Regions from separate parts of the Homo sapiens genome. Here region 2 is linked to region 1. Evidence: read pairs that join two places in POLR2A ChIA-PET (ENCODE). Cell type or tissue: HepG2. All regions are shown on one strand. Each heading gives the region's core, and the rest is flanking DNA. Links, peaks and the distances in the headings are about the cores only.

Region 1 (10,406 bases), core at 3,556-7,555:
TCTTATTGGCATGATGTAATTCCCCTTTTCAACAACCCAGATCTCTGAAGTCCTGAGTCATCAGGGCGAAGGCAGGGACAGCGAGGGGGAGGTCAGTCGGGAGGGATCAAAGGTAGGGGGGAGCTTGCCAACGCCCAGGCCAGCTGGGATTTCCTTCTGGGGGCCTGGGGTGCCGTGGCCCACCGGCTCTTGGCCCCACACCATGCCAGACATGGGGACAGGGCTCCTAAGGCCCCCACATTGTTTTTCAGACCTCCTGTGGGCCAGTTCTGAAGAGACGAGGTGACTGTGGGACGGTGCAGGAGTTCCCAGCTCTGTCACATGCCAGCCCGGGCAGCCCCTGCCTGCTCCAGAAAATGGGACCTCACGAGGTAGGTGTGATGATTAAATGAATGAACACAGCAGTTCTCAACCAGGGGTAATGTGGCCCCCCGGGGACATGTGGCAGAGCCTGCTTGTTACGTATCACGGGTTGTTACAACTGTGGGGAGCAGTGGGCCAGCACCTGGCAGGTGGAGGCCAACCTAGAATAAAAGCTCCTCCTGCTCCCTGTGTACCTATGCCACACGCACTCATTTAGGAGAAAGGGTAGATGGCTCCACCCCACATGGTTAATACGGGTGATTTCCAGGTGGTGGGATTCTGGGAGGATTTTTTTCTTCTTGATTTTGTAAGATTGTCGTCAGCCCTGTATGATGGCTTCAGTTTTGCTTTTACAAGAGAGGGGAGGTAAATGTGGAGTGGAGAAGGCAAGAGGCAAAGGCGACCTGGCTGCCCAGCTGGGGTGGTGCCGCGCCACAGGGGAGCAAGCCCTGGCTCCAACTGGGGAAGGTAGCCCTGGAAAACCACTGACTGGCGGGGGGGTCGGAGGGGTTCCAAGCAGAAAGAAGAGGCGTGTGCCAAAGGTCAGAGGCATGGGGAAGCTGAGGCCAGAAGCCAGACAGGGCGGGACGCTCGCTCCACAGTAGACTTTGAACTTCGTGCTCACTGTGATCCAGTCCTCACCACCGGCTGTGACAGAGCGCTCTGCAGGGTCAGGTGGTCTCAGGCGAGGAGGCTGAGGTGACCACCCCAGGTTCAACGAGGGCAGGTGAGAAGCGATCCTCTGCCACGGCTCCTCCGGAGATGGGTCTGCAGGAAGCTGGCCCAGGAAGCTCCCGGAAGGGGCCCCAGTGCAGTCAGGGTAGACCCTTCTGCTCTGTCCACACGCTCTCCCTTCCACAAGGCCCTCCTCTCAGCTCACAGCCAGCCTGGCCACTGTGGGCCTTTCTGACATTCTGCTTTGCAGCCCCAAAACTCTGCTTACCAGCCACAGGCAGTGATACTCTGGAGCCAGACAGCCTGGGGTCAAATCCTCGCTCCACAATTACAAGCTGGGTAAGTAGGGACCTCTCCTCTCCGGGCCTCAGTTTGCTCATCTGTATAAGGGGGACAATGACAGCACCACCTCGCAGGGGCATCGTGAGGATTAGATGAATGTACATCTGCACAAAGGGCTCTAGTAGTGTCTGGCATAAAACAGGTTCTGGGTAAGTGCTCACTATCCTTACTGTTGCCTTGCTGGTGATTCGGCCCTTGCTGCCAGGGTTCCTGTGCTCACACCCCACCAGGGACTCGTCGTGACATCTGGAGGCCACTGGCTCTGGAGTTAGGCTGCCTGGGTTCCAGCTGTGTAACCTTGAACTCTTGAGGTCTCCATTTCCCCTGCTAACGCCTCACGGGGCTGATGAGAGGACGAAATGCGCACACGCCTAAAGGTCTGAGAATGACTGGAGGAAATGGTCATGATTACCCCGCGGTCCCCTCCACTCACCTTGGACATGACTATCATCTGGCTCTGGGCTCTGTCTGGCCCTGCTGGGACTCCCCGAGCTCAGTTGCCACCAGCCTGCTGGGACAGTTCGAGCTCTTCCATTTTCCTACCCTGAAGCAAGCCTCAGTCACAGGGTCGTGAAACATGAACCAACCAGGGCGACAAACAGATGTCAACAAGTCATCATTCCCCTTTCCAATGGGCAGACCTGCCCCTGTAACCTGCCAGCTGAGACCCCACTGCACTTCCCCCACTGCAGACAAGAGGCAGAGTGCCACTCCTGCGTCGCCTACAAGGTGCCCAACTGTGTCCCTGGCCCTGAGGTCCAGCCTGATGGGATCACCTTCGAGACAGCACAGGCCTAGGCAGGGCCTTCCCACCAGGCCTCCCTGAAGGGAAGGTTCAAGAAAGGGGTCCTGTGAGCCACAGCTCAGGCCTGGGATTTGGAGTAGCAGGGGTCTCTAGTGGAAAGCCCACCAGGAGCTCACCAGGCTGAGCCCAGCAGCCTGACGCCATTACCACCACTCTTCACAGGCCACAGGGGTGGGCTCGGAATCCTAGGGCCTGTGTGCACACCGAGAAAGGCTGTGTGCACCACAGCTGGGCCATGTGTTGGAGACACCATGTACGCAATCCCCTGCTTTCAGTACGGACAGAGCCCTGCAGCAGGGGAGTGGTAGAACTCGCACTTACGCAGAGGGCCAGAGGCCCGTGGGGTTACAAGGAAGTGGAGGGGTAGAGATCTGGGCTTGCGCCTCCCTCTCCGTGGGTCCCTCTCCCCTTCCAACAGGACGGACCTCCCAACTAGGCAAGCTGTTCATTCATCCAAACTATGTCTGTTGAGGGGCAGTGCCTCAGTGTCCCCATCGGTAAAATGGAGAGAGTAACAGTATCTAACTGGGTTGTACGGATCACTGATAAAACCTGCATAGCATAGCCCCTGGCAAGAGGAAACACACTAATCACACGAGTGGCCGCTGCACGGTCACTACTGTGACTAACTGCCTGGTCCTGGCGACTCGGAGATCCCTGCACTCCTAAGCCTTCCAATCTGTGACATCCCGGGCTCCCGGCTGGCCGGCCAGTCCTTAGTCTCTCTGCATCGTAAAGCACCACCCGCCCCAGGGTGCATGGGTTTACCCAGCATTAATCACCCCACACTGGTAGACTCTGCTCTAGGAGGCAAACCCACCTCTATCTTTAATTCCTATGCCGTCTTACGGTGTCCACCCCATAAAAACTGCACAGACTCCCGGAATGTGCCCAGCCGCTCTGGCCTGTCCCTTTGCTCACTGTTCCCTCTGCTCATTCCCACCTCCGACCTGCCACCCTCATCTCCATCAGTCTCCATCCTACCTCTCCATCCAGATGCCTGTCTCCTACAAAGAAGTCCTTCCTGAAACTCCCCACCCCCATGATGGCGTCTCTTCCTCCGTCCAAACACAGGACAAGACATAAACCTCTCTAAGCAATGTGCTTTGTTCAATGGTGTATCATAATTGTAATACCCCCATTTAACTATGAGTCCCTTGGGAGGGAAGAGTATGTCTGACTTTCCAAGTGCCATGCCTGAGAGCACTCACTATGCAAGAACAGTGCCCCAGAACACTCAATTTGCACAAATAATATATGGTGTTCAAGTTATACACCTAATGCTTACCCTTTACGAATAGCTGGCATTCAATTTCCCACATCGGTTCCCTTAACTTTTTTGACAAAATCACAAAGGAATGTCCGCCAACCTTGGCAAACACTAAACTGAAAAGCTCACTTATTTCTACCTAAGATGTTTCTGCAGGAGGCTGAAATAGTTTCATGTGCATCTACCAGGTGCATATACATTGATGGACCCACACAGACACGGGGTCAGACCTGGCTTTGACACTAAACTCTACTTCCTCCCAGCTCTCTTTATCTGAGACTCCATTAGAGCATCTGTAAAATGGGAATAAACACCTACCCCACAGGATTGTTGTGAAAATTAAATGAGCACTGTGCCCGGCACACAGTAGGGATACGATAAATATCGTTGCAACCAGGAACATATAGGTCCATCTCTTACAACGGATTTGCTCACCCTACTTTATTCCCCACCAGAGAAGACTGCAAGCTTGGCCGAAATGCCCCCAACCTCAAACCCAGGAACCAGATGAGATCACGGTCATGTGAATTTCCTTTCTAGGGAAGCAGCTCTGCTCTTGGCACCCTGGAGACCTCAAGATCTGCTGCTGCATCCCAAGGATGCTGGGGTGGGAGTAGTCATCGCTTCCATGCTCTCCTCTTCCTCCCAGACGCACATGTAAACCATGTTCCCAAGTCTTCCCCTGCACTCCGTGTGGCCGTGTGTCTGAGTTCTAGCCAACCAAGCGGCCAGATCTACAAACGGCTTGGCTGTGGTGCTCACTCTTTCCCCATCCCCCTGACAATGAAGGACCTAGGGGAGGGCAGACCCATTTCACAAGAAAAAGAGGGGGCAGAACCCTCGGGAGACCCCTGCAGGACTGCAAGAACTGGGCTGCATGAAGCCACCCAGATGCCAGGGCTGCGTGTTACGGCAGCTAGCCTGCCTGGGGAACACACAGCCCCTTCCATACCCGTGGCTCTCCTTCCCTGCAGAGCCTCGCACCGGTGTGTGTGTTGGTAAACAGGGTCACCTAGTCCACACAGGGAGCCAACATGCGAGGGAGGAGAGCCAGGCCTGGGTCTGCTCAGACTGTGTGCTCCAATTTTCAGATATCCTGGACCTCTAAGGAAACTGGCACTGGCCCAGGACACCCAGAGAAGCTAGCAGCAGTCCCGGTGTGATCTTCCTTCTCCATATGACCCCACCTGAGCTGGATGCAGCCAGCCCAGCCCAAGGGAAGCACCCAGATGGCTGTTTGATTCCATACACTCAAATCCTATATCCACCAGGGACCAGACGATCCAGACCACGTGCTTCCCTCCAAAAAGAGTTCGCCCAGCACAATCAGTTTAGTCGCTCCGTCCACCCTACCATTTCTGACAGTAGCTTGAAAGCAGTAGAGCCACGAACAAAGGATGCCATGGGAAGGCAGGAGTCTGGGTTTGAATCCCAGGTGGGCTGCTGAGCCAGCTGCAAGGGTCTTTGCCGACACACTTCCCCTCACCCCTTCCTCGCTGGCAAAACCAGAGGTGAATCAGAGCACTAGTGTGTTCTAGATCCTAGGATCCTTAGAGTGTAGTTATGGACAAAGGGAGTTGCGTTTTCAAAGTTCTGCTGGGCTTTGTCATTTAAGAATCTCTTAAGGCACTGCTACCAGGGCTATTCTTCACTATTTATTGGGAGGCAGCCAGGTTTGCAAAAAAAAAAAAAAAAAAACAAAACAAAAAAAAAACAAAAGAAAAAACACACAACAGAAGCAAAAGAATGGAAGCTTTACGGGGCAAGGAGCTGCCTGTGTGTCCATCACCTCGCACATTCTACATACTCATTAATTTTTTAAACAGATAATAACAGCTCCACAGAGCAGGAGGAAGGAAACTGACAATCATAGAACATGTACCAGGTGCAAGCCACTTTACTGGGTGATTTCCACAGATGATCTCCTCCCTCAGGGCCTTTGCAATTGCTGTTCCCTCTACCTGGAACGCTCTTCCCCCTGGAAGTCCTATCACCCGCTTCCCTGACCACTATGTACAAAGCAGCCCACCACTCGCCCCACCCTGCTTGCTTTTCTCCACGATCCCTGTCATCGGATTTTATAATTACTTGCTCTTAACTTAGTTGTTTGTCCACTCCCACCAACACAGGCTCCACGAGGGCAGGCTCCTGTTTTCTTCCGAGTGCCTAGAACGGTGACACTTAACTGCTGAATGGAGGCATGAAAGCACCGCCAGGCCTCACCTCATTTACCCTGACATCAATGCTAAGAGGAAGTTTCTCTGATCCTCGCTTTACAGATAAGGACACAGGCTAGGGGACCTGCCCAAGGTCACCACCTGGGACACTGCAGAGGCAGGATTCAAGCTCCCCTGTCTGATTTCAAAGTCCAGGTCCTCACTCCCCTACTCCACTGGGTCTGCCGTGTTCTCTTCCTGTGGCCTCACTGCACACCCCAAATGCCAGGACGAGCGCTGTGCACATGGGAGGGGTAACGAAATGGCTACTGAAGTCAGGAACCAATTTCAGCACCAGAAATATTTTCTCTGCCATCTCCTTTGCCTCAATACACACAGCAAACACCTCCCCCACACGCACGTCTCATCACCCTTCGGTTAGGGCTCTGCTGATGTAAGCGAAGCTTCCTTTCAAAATGCGCACAGTCTCCCTCGGTGCCTGTTGAATACACTGGGTGGTTCATCACCAGAGCCAGGAGCAAGGAAGAGAAACTCTCACTTCCTCTCTTCCTCCACCATGGGGCTGGGTGGCCTGGCTTCCATCCTGGGGAAAGCAGGAAGTCAGGGAACAAAAAGCAATGCCCTCAGGTGGAGCTGCACAGACCCTTGTTCTGTGGGTGGAAGTCAGCGCATCCTTGTCAGAGCCCCCTGGTCACCTATGTTCCTTCAGCTGCAGGGAAGACCAAGTGGCCAGACCCTCTGAGGGGGATCCCTGGTTGGTGACCTTTCAGCCAGAACAAAGCATGACTCCAGGTAGCAATAACCCCAGGAAACACTGCCCTTCCCTCTTCAAAAGGAGGCTCAGCTCCCCCATCCCAAAGAATTAAGCAAAAGAACATCAAAATAGAGACAACTCCATTCAGTAAAAATAGAAAATGTTTTCTTTCAAGGAACAAGAGTGTATTAGTCCGTTCCCACGCTGCTGATAAAGACATACCTGAGACTGGGCAATTTACAAAAGACAGAGGTTTAATGGACTCACAGTTCCACGTGGCTGGGGGGAACTTACAACCATGGTGGAAGGTGAAAGGCACGTCTTACATGGTGGCAGACAAGAGGAGAATGAAAGAGCTAGGCGAAACGGGTTTCCCCTTATAAAACCATCAGATCTCGTGAGACTTATTCACTACCAAGAGAACAGTATGGGGGAAAGCGCCCCATGAGTCAATTATCTCCCACTGGGTCCCTCCCACAACACAAGGGAATTATGGGAGCTACAACTCAAGATGAGATTTAAGTGGGAACACATCCAAACCATATCAAAGAGGCTGGGACTAACCTCAATGCCCATCAACAGGGGAGGGTCTACCTACATTACTGTGATACACTTCTACAACAGAACACTATGCAGCAATGAAAAAGAACAAGGCAGCTGCACACGCATGGAGGGTCTCCAAAATATACTGTCCAGTGAAGAACCACGGTAGACAGCTGTGTGCATGCATGTCCAGATACACAAGAAATGAGCAGCAGTGCTTGCCTCCAAGGAGGGCCACTAGGGGCTGTGTGGACGTCGAGTAAGGGAAGCTTCATTTTTCATTAAACACCTTGTTATACTAATCAAATCTACCTGATGCATACATGAGTATTTCAATTTTTGTAATTTATTTTAAGAAACTAGACTACGCCCCGCAAGGAATTTTTCTTAAACTGCTGGCAAGAATTTCATTGCCTTCCTACCTATGAGACCTGCTAAACACCCCTAGCTTTCCCCAATGCACTATTCATCTCAGGGAACTCTCTGGAGGCCACCCATTTTTAGGTAACAATAATCCCTTCCATTTGTGCAGAAAGTCATGAAGCTCTTTCAGGGCAATTAGCAAAACAGGAATTGGAATCCTGGTCACTGTATGCTGACTATACTAGTAGGTGCTTATCTATCCTCTCCAATCCTTACAGCAACCCTAGACATGAGGTGCTCTCCCTAAGGATGGAGGAAAAACAAGGCCCAGCAAGGGAAAGCAAAGCACCAAAAGTCACACAGCCAGGAAACTGCACCCTTCAAATCCAGATCCAGCGCCATGAGAACGCAAAACCCAAATCTGTTCTCCCCCACAGAGGAGATGCCCCATATCAGGCTGCCTCACCTAATCTCATGTATTCCTTTAATCAAAGGTGTAAGCTGACCCCCTGCAATGTCCATGCCAACAAAACACCAATTGGGTACCTTCAAGACGAGTCAGTCCTGGCTGGCAGCAGTTGAGGTACCCTGGGACAGCTTTGCCTTCTACCAGGTCCCCCTGAGCCCTGCCCAGGACAGTGCCCCAGAAATGCCCTCTCACTGCCCGATGAGACACTAAGGAGCAGGCAGGGCCGCCACATCAGTCAATCTGTGGGCCAAGCAGCCCAAGCCAGCAGCAACTGCCACCTCTGTCACCCACTTGCAGGAAAGCTCAGCCACATGCAGTGAAATTCCTTCCACCTGGACTGGCATGATGTTGCCGTGGCCGGAACAGGCATCTCAGATTGCACCAGGCAAATGCGAGCATCAAAACTTACTCCTTCCTTAAAATGCACTTACTTATTACAGCCTGGGAAAGGCAGACCACGTTTGCAATTTACAGAGAATTTTGACTTTTTCTCCTCTCTGTCTCAGCCCCTCCCCTCCACCACCTCCAATCAGACAAGTTGTCTAGGAAACAATTTTGATACACTCCAAAATCCTCCTATGACAAATGGCATGGAAAGGGGGGGGGGGAAATCTGTGTGTTTACTGCCACAAAAAAACATCAAATAAATTAAAGGCAGGCTAGGCACATGGGGGGAAGGGGGGTATGTAACAAAAGTGAAAAAGCAATTAACATGCGTGCATGTGGGCACAGATGAGTTCTCGTGGGATCTGTGACTACCCTGGAGGACATAGATTTTAATTCTTAGGTAGAAACCAAGCCATGTGGATGTGTAACTCTTAGCTCAGCAAGTGACACACAGTAGGCATGCAGTAAGCCTGTGCTAAACAAAGTCCAAGTTCAGAAAACACCAGACTAAAGAAACCAATGAGAATGAAGGTGGCTTCTCCTTTCCCATCCATATCAAGATGCCCAGAAACATTGCAATCAAACAGCAGAGTGGTGAAAATTTAAAAACAAGCCACTGATGAATTATGGCTTGAGAATAAAGAACACTACTGTCACCTGTGCCCCGACCCCTGAATAAAGGACTTTCTGAGTGGATCCACCATTCTGAAATACCGTGTGCCACATTCTCTTAAAAGTAAGATGAAATAAAAGGTAGGCAGCTTATTTGTACTTCTGTGGTGCAGAAGAAACAAAGCCTACAGACAAAGCCCTCTGCCCACGGACAAACATGCCTAGCAGGTGATCAAATTCAACCCACAGACGAGAGCAGCAAAATGGATTCTGGTCCTGCCGAACCCGGCCGCTTATGCAGAACCCCTGGCTGCCCTGGCTGTCATTTACAACCAACACGACCATCACCAGCCATGAAGAGCCAGTGAGGCCCAGGAACTGGGAAGTTTGGGTACAAAGAGGGAATGGGGCACCACATTCAGGCCACAGCCTGGGCAGACAGGCCCTTCCCCACAAAGGTGCAGTCCTGGGTCCCCAAGGGAGGGGGCCCTGGCCTCCCTATCTCCCCTCCCAAGTCAGCTGTCGCCTATCTGCTTCCTCCTTTGTTTACGAGCATTTCGGATCCAAAGTCTCCAAGCACAGGGTGCATCAGACCTGGCGGCCGTCACAAGCCACATTAGGCACGCTGTTGGCTCTGCAAGGATTTAATCAGTAACTGGCCCAGGAGACCAGGGCAGGGCAAGCTGCGACCTGATCCCACAGGAGGCAAAGTTTACAGGCAGGCCAGGCGGGTGAGGCTGCTGGCTCCACCGGTAAGACAGCCTGGAGGGCTATCAGGTCCCTTGGACCCCAGACTAAAAGGTGTACCTAGCCGGTGTCACCCAGCAGGTGGGACTGGGAGCCCGAGTCTGCCTGCATCCCAGCCTGATGCAGATGTGCTCCTGGAAGCACGGTCTTAAATCTCTCAGATTCGGTTAATTGGATCAATGGAAACAGACTGCAAAAGGTTTGGGCAAAAAAGAGTATTTGGCTTGTTTATTGGTTTGAATCCCTATCAATCACTCTGGGTCTTGTTCCTGAAGCCCATACAATTAACCAGATAATTACCAGATGATTCTGAGTTGGGCTGTGTAGATGGCTTAAAATATGGATGACTGATATTTCAAGTAAGGATATGACTCTATAGGAAACATACTTGGAATATCGGGAGCTCAGGGCTGGGCCAGCGGCTGCTGCGAAGCCACAGGACTGCAAAGGGTTTTTGTTCTAGGGAACTGCACTCAAATTCACCTTTGTTTTATTTGGGCTCATATTTCTCAATAGAGTGCTTGGGCCGCACTATAAAACGCAGACAGATTACATAATGTCCAGGCCTCAGGGAAACCCCACAGGGGCTCCGCTGCTTCCCCGAGAGCCTGGACACCAACCAGGTGTCTCATGATGGGACGAGAGCCCTGGTGGCAGTCCCAACCTCACCTCTACCCGGGAGGCCAGCGCTCCAGCCAGGCCAGCCCTCACAGCCCCACCTCCAGGCTCACAGGCCCTGAGGCAAGGCCCCCTGGAGCCCACCAGAGGGCAAGGGTAAGACTTAAGGACACCCCCTGCCTGTAGTGCTTGGTGACGAAAGGCAGCGGAAAGGGGATTATGCCAGTCCATCAAACACTTCCTTATAGTTCCTCTTGCCACATTTCCTAACACCAGAGCAT
Region 2 (7,836 bases), core at 15-4,014, 120 kb before region 1:
AACAGAGAACCAAGTTCAAACAGGACCGCGTTTTTGCCAGGGAGAGCCTTTCCTCAGGCCATCCCTGGTTCTCCTCCCAGGGACCTGCTGGGGCCTCCAGGAAGAAGGGGATCAGTCTGGAGACTCTCAATGTCCCACAGGGGTAGGGTGGGGCTCCCTGGCGTTTCCACCTCGGCTTCTTCAAAACTAGCGGTCCCACCACCTGCCAGGAGGCCATTGTTAGCACATTTTATAGACTAAAAAAATACACCGAGGCTCAGAACGGAGCAGTGGTTTGCCCAAGGCAGTCCACTGAGAAGCAGCCAAGCCAGGTTCACCGCCAGTGTGCTTCCCCCGCACAGCACTGGCCCCACGACAGCCATCCCGGAAGTCTACTGCCAGTTCCCAGGCCACTGCCTCTAAACTGACAACACGGGGTGCTAGGATTGGCTTTTGGAAGGTCCACGACCCCCAGAGGATGCGCCTTCTCCACCCCCTCTGTGGCTACACCAAGGGAGGCAGCCACACAAGTGGAAATTTCTAAAAAACACAAAAAAACTACAGCTGTCCTTGGCTCAAATCACAGCAAACAAGGATCCAGACAAGCCCGTCTGCAGAAGGGGTGAGGCCATCCCCCTTCCCCCATTGATACTCCAAGGGAGAGAGGGAAAAGGAAGATTCTAGCACAGGCCTGGTGGACAGTTGGCTTTGACAGACAGATGCTGGAGGGCTGAAGAAGTTAGTGAAAGCTGAATGAATGAATGAATGAATGAATGAATGAAAGTTAAGTGCACTCATAACGAACGCTTAGACAGCACCTACCACAGTACAGGCGCTAGACACACATTCACTCATTTAATCCTCACAATCAACCACCCTATGCAGCAAATACTGCTCCCATTTTACAGATGAGAAAACCGAGTCTCAGAGAGGTTGACACCAGGTCAAAGTCACCCACCTGGGCAGTGGTGAAGCTATGGCTAAGCCAGCTCTTTCCAGCTCCCAGAAGCCAACTGTGCCCATCTTTTCCAAACTCTGCATTTAAGCATCTCACTTTGGCCATAGTGTAAGTATTTACACAGTAGAAACGGGCAAGCATTGCAAATCGGGACTTCCCCGGCACCTGTCAGAAAGTTGCTGCCGCCTCTCTCTGGCCCGCTTGCCTCCTTGGCAGGACTGTCCTGTGGAATCAGTTCCTGCAGGTCTCGGCAGCTGGAAGGTAACACTGAATTCAAGAGAAGCCAGGATCCCCTGAGGCCCAGCCAGTGCCATGTCCCTCTGGGAGAGCCAGGGACCAAACAGTGGTGGAAAATAAGCAAAAAAGGAGAGCACGGGCTTGAGGCTGGTTACCCTAGGTTCAGATGCCAGCTCCATTACCTACTGGGGTACCTCGCCGAAGTCATTTCATCATTCTGCGCCTCAGTTTTTGCCTCTGCGAAGTGGAACAATGGAACCCCCAGAATGAGACAGTATGTATAGAATGCATGATACACAACAGGTGCTCAGGAGCTGTCACTACAGATATTCTCAAGGGATACAGGGTGATGGGGAGAGAGAACCAGGTGAGGTCACCCCAAGAGCATCCAATTTAGAGGAGGGCGATTATGCACCCAGAAGGGAAAGCATTCATAAGGGTGCTACAGATGCCTTCTTCGTAAAATGTACGATCTTATTTAAACCTCTGCGAGTTCTCCAGGTGAAAAACTGCACCCCCTGTTCTAATTTACATCTCTTTGATTTTTGAGAAGCTGACAGTTTTTCACTGTATTTCTCTTTTGTTCTTTGCACCTTTTCCCCTTGAGGCAGTCACAGTTTCTCACTGATTCACAGCTACTTCGGCTTATTAAGGTCATTTAACCCTTCAATTGTCAACTGGGCCACAAGTGCGTTTTCCCAGGTCACCCACTCGCCTTTCAGACTGGTTTATGGCGAGGCTGGTTGCTGGTCTGCTTTTCCACGCTCAAGGGTCACTTTGTTATGGAGCCAACTCCAGCTCTCCTTGCCTTTGTGGTTTCTGTCTTCTTGAACAGAACGAGCCAAGGTTTGAGGCTCTTGCTGATCTGTTAGGCTGATTCCTACTTACTGGGTTGAAAGCGAGAAACAAATGTAAAAGTTTCCACTCTCCTCCCCCAGCAAGCCAAGGGCTGTCATGCCGGGTCCTCCTCCCCATCAGGCCTTCACTCTTGGGTCACCCCTAGTCCCTGGAGCTCCTGCCTGGCACAGAGAGAGAGTGACTCACTCCCGAGGCACGGTGCCCTTGCCCGGGGCCCCAGCCACAATGAGATGGGAGACACACGGCCCACGGACTTTGAGGCTTTTGCTGATCTGTCCCTCACATGGGGGTTGGGGGCACAGCTCCCTTCTGATGCTCCCACTTTCAGTGGGCAGAGGGCAGGCACGTAGGCAGTGGGGAGAAAGAGGTGAAAGTTAGAGGGAAAGGCAGACTTTACTGACCGCACTGAGGTCAGAGCCAAGGGTGAGGCCAGAGGGTCCCTCTCCCCCTGGAGTTGCAATGAAAAGGCAGAAAGACAAACCGAAGGACCTCAACATCAAGCCTACGGATTCTCCCATCAAAGGTGCCCTAGAAGGCAAGGCCCTGGTCCCTCTGGACCTTGGTCTCCATATCTGCAAAATGGGCCTCTTTTCTGTACAGTTTCTTCCAGCTTCAAAAAAAAAAAAAAAAAAAAACACACACACACACACTGAAAAGCTCACGGTCATCCAGTCTACAGTTCCCAGCATCCCTGGAAGAGGATACTGAGGCCTTCTGGCCTCAACTTCACTCAAAATAAAGCCTGGAGAATGAAACATTAGGGGAAGCTTCTACCAGCTGCTAACAAGTCAAGTCAACAACTATTTATCAAGCACCTACTACGTGCCCAGGGCTGCAGATATACAGCAGTGAACAGAATAAACAAGAATCTCTGCGCTTCGGGGAGGTGACAAGAAGCGGGGACGAAATAAGGCAAATGCCCTTTAGAAGGTGGTCAGTTCTGTGCAGACGACACAGCAGAGGAGCAGCGCATGGAGAGGCAGAGCAGGAGGGTCCTGAGGGCGGCGTGGCATACTGTGAGAGGGAAAGGGACTTTCAGCCTAGCTTCTAGCCACGCAAGGGGCCGACACTTCCCATGTGGTCTCTTGGGTGATCCTCACACCATCCCTGAAGGTGTGAAGTGGAAACTGAGGCCCAGAGACGTGGCATCCCTTACCCAAAGTTGTGCAGCAAGGGAATTCCCAAAGTGAGTCTGCCTCCCTCCAGGCCACACTGTTTTCCTGAGGCCCAAATACTGCCTGACTTGGAGCTCCTGGGCCCGGGGAAGGTGAGGATGTGGCCAGGCCACCCTCCCAACACCTGCCACGGATGCCACATCCAAGAATGGAAAGAAGTGGATTCCGCCCTGTAGCAGCGGTGTCTCACTGCATGACATGCTTCTAGGACAAGCAAGTCCCTTCAGGGAAGTCTGCAGCTGCCCTGAGAGCAGCACAAGCTCCCGTGGTGCGGGGTTTCCGCCAGGCGGCAAAGCCTCGGACTTCGATGTGGGAATTCCTCCCAGCCGGACACATGGCTCCGAAGACCCAGTGAGCATCCACAGAAACTGTATGGCTGAAGGATGCTTGTCTCTGGGTGCAGGAGGTACGAGAAGTCGCTCATACATACTGATGGCAAGCATACAGCCTGACAAATGCTCACACTCATGTGACCACCACCCAGCACCCTAGAAGGCTCTCTCATGTCCCTTCTTGGCAATTCCCTCAAGAAGTAACCATCATTCCAACCTCTATCACTACAGGGTAGTTTTGTCTGACCTTGAACTTCCTATAACTGGAATAATACACTATGTACTCATTTTACTTTATTTTGTTCAACATAATATCTGTGAGATTCATCCATGGTGTTTATTTTTCATTGCTGTGTAGTACTCCATTGTATAACTATGCCACAATTGGTTTATCTGTTCCACTGTTGATGGATACTTGGGTTGTTTCTAGTTGGAGGCTACTATGACTAAGGCTGCTCTGAATATTCTTGTTTATGTCTGTTAGTAGACAGAAGCACTCAGTTCTCTTGGGAACAGAATTGGGAGTAGAATCATTGGGTCCTAGGAGAAGCAGGAATGAATGCATTAGACCCCTGCCAAGACCTGGTAAGCAGGCAACCTAGGAAGGCCTCCTTGAATATGAAGAAACAGAGATCTAGTAATATACCCAGAGTCACACAGCAAAGCTGTGGTACCAAAATCCAGTTGTGCGTGGCTCCAGCTCCATGACCTCCTCACCCAGTGTAGCATGGGTGGGCACCATGAGCAGGACCTGCCTGAGAAAGAGCAGACAGGAAGGAAGGAACAGCAGCAGTGAGGGAGGAAGGCTCCTTCACTGTCTGAAAGAACAGCAAGGAACCCGATGTGTCCCCAGGAGGCTGGGAGACCAGGTACGGGGCCTGGTAGGCTGAGCAAACACAGAAGCATGAATAAGGCCTAAGTCCACTAAACCCCAAGCACATAATTTTATCTGGAAGCCACAACTCATCCAGCCACACCGGCGCACCCTCCTTCTTGAGGAGAGGGCAGCCTCCAATCTGAAGCACCTCTGTCTCCCCTGGACTGTCCGAGACAGAGTGGCAGAAGCCTCGCTTGTCCAAACACACGACAGTCAACGTCTCCCAGGTCCCCCGCTGCCCAATTTCAGCCTCAAAGAACCAACTATTTGCCTCGGCCTCCCGAGTTTCTCGCCTGGAGTCTCCGGGCTGGCTATGAGTGTTCGGGAAACTCTCTGGCTCTGGTCCTGAAAGGTGAAGGAGGGCGCAGGGGCATGTCCCCCCGTGACATCTGTGCCCGCTCCCCAAGCGCCAGCCCAACACAGGGCTGGGAAAAGCTGGGTGAGAGTCGGCACATCCTGAAGGAGGCGGCGCCGTGCCCCAGAAGGAGGCAGACAGGAAAGCCAATCAGTGTGTGTTGAATGACAGCACGAATGAGTCAAACCCCTCCTGGGTAGGGGGCAGGTGGCAGACAGCCGCTGTCTTTGTGTCACTCCCTGCCCCTCTGAATCTCCCCTGCCCCGCTGCCATGAGGATGCCACGGTTACCACAGGAGGCTGCCATGTGTGTACTAGGACCCCACCTGGCAGCCACAGTTGACCAGTCCAGAAGTCAGCATCTGCCTGAGCCCACCGATATGGGTTCCTTCTGGGGGATGTGAAGACTGGAGTGAGAAGGGCAGATGGTCTCCCTGGCAATGCTGAGCTGCAGTCTGCACCAGGGGAAGCTGGCGGCCCTGTGTTACCAGGAGGGGAGCAGGAGGATGGAGTGCAGAGAGGAGCAGGGATGAAGGTGCCGCAGGCTCTGGCCCCTGCCCACCTGCTTGCCAACAACTCCTGGAGTTGGGCTGCTGGGATCTGCATCTGGAACAGGGAGAGAGGCTCCTCTTCTTGGAGAAAGCCCACTGCCACCCAGTGGGGCAAATCTTCCTTTGGAAGGTGGGCCATGGTACAAGCCTCCTATCCATCTGGGCCCAGATCTTGGGCTGAAGTTCACATACTGCCCTGTCTTTGGGGCTGGGGCATCCCTTGGCCGAAGGAGGGCTTTCTGTAATGCCATGGTTACCATGCCATTCCCCCACTCCCTAAACTGAGCCTGCCATCAGCTAAAATGTCTTAAGGCCCCGCTTGAAGGGTCTTAGCCCTTCACCAGGCACCCCCGAGCACTACCTCTTCATGAAACCCCCTCTGGAGACCCCTGCTCCATCCCCTCCTGCCCTGCAATGCCCACCCCCCACAGGTTCATGCCTCCCACCTGCATACAGTCGCCCGGGCACACATGCACTCATTCCAAGGATGCCTTCTTCCCCGCATGTTCTCCTCTGCGAATTCATTCTCTGTGTGCTCATCCATTAGCTTGAGCATGTTTTATTCATTCCCACGTACATGCCTCCACTCATCAAATATTCATCGAACACCTATTGTGTGCCCGACTTGCTGACTCTTCCCCTAGTCCCCAATTTCTAGAAGTGCAATCTGCAGGGTCATCAGCATCAGAATCACCCAGGCTTGCTTGTTTAAAATCCAGAGCAGCCCGACCCACTGCCCCATTGTCTCAAGAGCACACTCTTGGAACAGGCTCCCTGGCACTGCGGCGCAGCCTCGAGCTTGAGAACTCCTGGCTCCCGGCTGCTGGCAGAGGCCAGCTTTGCTTCTTCTCATTCTCTTATTTTCCTTCTTCCCCCCACATCAACTCTAGGGGATTCCAGGGAGGAGCTCAGAGCCACATTACATGGAAGACTAGATTCCTCTGTAATAGCTTTGTGGTTTTATTTCTGCTCTGAGACCATTACATGTATAACACACACTCGTAAAGACACATATGTACTTTTAAATCAAGTCCCTGGAGCTCAGCATGGGCACATTTTAGACATCGGAGACTCCTCCAAGAAAGGCACCTTAAGTGGGGTTGGAAGTAGGGGTGATATGGAGGAAGGCCCCAATGCAAAAATGTCTATTCTCAGCACCCCACCCCCGGGTGCCCAGCTTCCTTGCCTGTGTGAGGGCGGCATTCTTTTCTCCCCTGGCAGGTGTATTTGACCAACTAAAATCTGGGCTCCACTGTGATGTCACCACCTGCTTCTGTCCTACCTGCCCCAGTGGCTTTTTCAGACCACATATATCAATCTGTCCTAAAACTGCTAGGTAGAAGGAGAGGACGAAATGGGAGAATGGCTGGCCTACTGGCCCTGGGCTCAGGCTCTGCAGCTCTTTCTAGCCCAGGAAGACGGGCCCTGAAAGCCAGACCCAGGCACCAGCTGCTGGAGACAGCTAGGCTGCAGCATGGGGTTGGGTGTCCAGCTTGTGGTCTGCAATGGAAGGCGGCTCTTCCAAGGTGCCATTAATGGCCCCGACAGTGCTGACCCTCCCTCAGCAGAATCAGGGCTAAAAGGCAGAAGCTTTTCTAGACATTGATCTGTCTCCCAGGGCACCTCTGCACCATGAAGCCCCATAATAATAGCTAAGAGTCTAGGAGAGACGGCCCAAGATTGCACAGCTCATGATAATAAGAGAACACGCCAAGCAAGAAGCGTACCGATTGCCATGCAACAGCATCATGCTCAATATGGAACCCGAACCACCTTGCTCAGTCCACACCAGTGTCTCAGCTTTAATGTGCACATGTATCGCCTGGGGGTTTTGTAAACATGCAGACTATAATGCGGTACGTGTCAGTGTGGCCCCAGATGCTGCATCTCTAACAAACTCCCAGGTGAGGCTGACGCTGCTGGTCCATAGACCGCACCTTGGATGGAAAGAAGTATTGCTATTATCATCATTCCCATTTTACCAGGAAGGAAACCGCAGCAGCGCGCAGAGTTTGTGACTTGCCTGGAGTCCACAAAACAGAAAGAGGCAGAGCTGGGATTTGAACTCAGGACTTCTGGCTCCAAGGTATGAGCCCATGATCCCCAAGCCAAGATGACCCTCTCAAGGCAAGCTTGAGGCTTTGCTGTATTCTCACTGTTCCTCTGTGTCTGCCATCAGGTGCCAGCCAGGTTGTGGCTCGCCTGTAGACACCTTTTCAAGAACTGGAAGACAAAGCCCCCTCTTGGCAGATGATAGCAGCCATGGCCAGCCAGCTGGGGGAGGCTTTGTGCAAAACAAGATGGTTTTTCCTCTGGCGGGTCAGCGCCTTGCCAGGGCACGTGAGATTCCTGCCCACTGGACCCCACACCATGATGAGGTCTAAAATCAAAACTGTGTAACCCTCGGCAGAAAGCTCTGCTCAGCAGTTCTGCATCCTACTCAGCTCGAGGACGCGGCAGATCCCAGCAGACAAGGGCAAGGGCTTTGGATTCCAAAAGCCCTGAGTTCAAATCC

The links. Peaks named below come from ENCODE experiments on the same cell type or tissue, not always from the same donor. Only the 100,000 strongest peaks of a DNase experiment are listed, where the experiment ranks them.
Region 2: POLR2A ChIA-PET joins it to region 1 with 7 read pairs; 3 of 35 experiments call an interaction of 5 or more read pairs at or near these places.

What each region holds. Positions count from the first base shown.
Region 1 is chr16:81,447,633-81,458,038 of GRCh38, reverse strand. The region is part of intron 1 of CMIP (c-Maf inducing protein); the gene reads right to left. Among named protein-coding and RNA genes, the nearest start is that of CMIP, 8.0 kb to the right of the region's middle. RefSeq lists enhancers at 1-235, 1-291, 292-976, 761-1,055, 5,965-6,304 and 3 more and a silencer at 761-1,055. In HepG2, for the core only: CTCF peaks have their summits at 5,772 and 7,173; a DNase peak (open chromatin) is centred at 5,728; H3K4me3 peaks cover 667 bases.
Region 2 is chr16:81,562,871-81,570,706 of GRCh38, reverse strand. The region is part of intron 1 of CMIP (c-Maf inducing protein); the gene reads right to left. Among named protein-coding and RNA genes, the nearest start is that of MIR7854, 33 kb to the right of the region's middle. In HepG2, for the core only: no CTCF peak of the experiment used is centred there; a DNase peak (open chromatin) is centred at 2,196.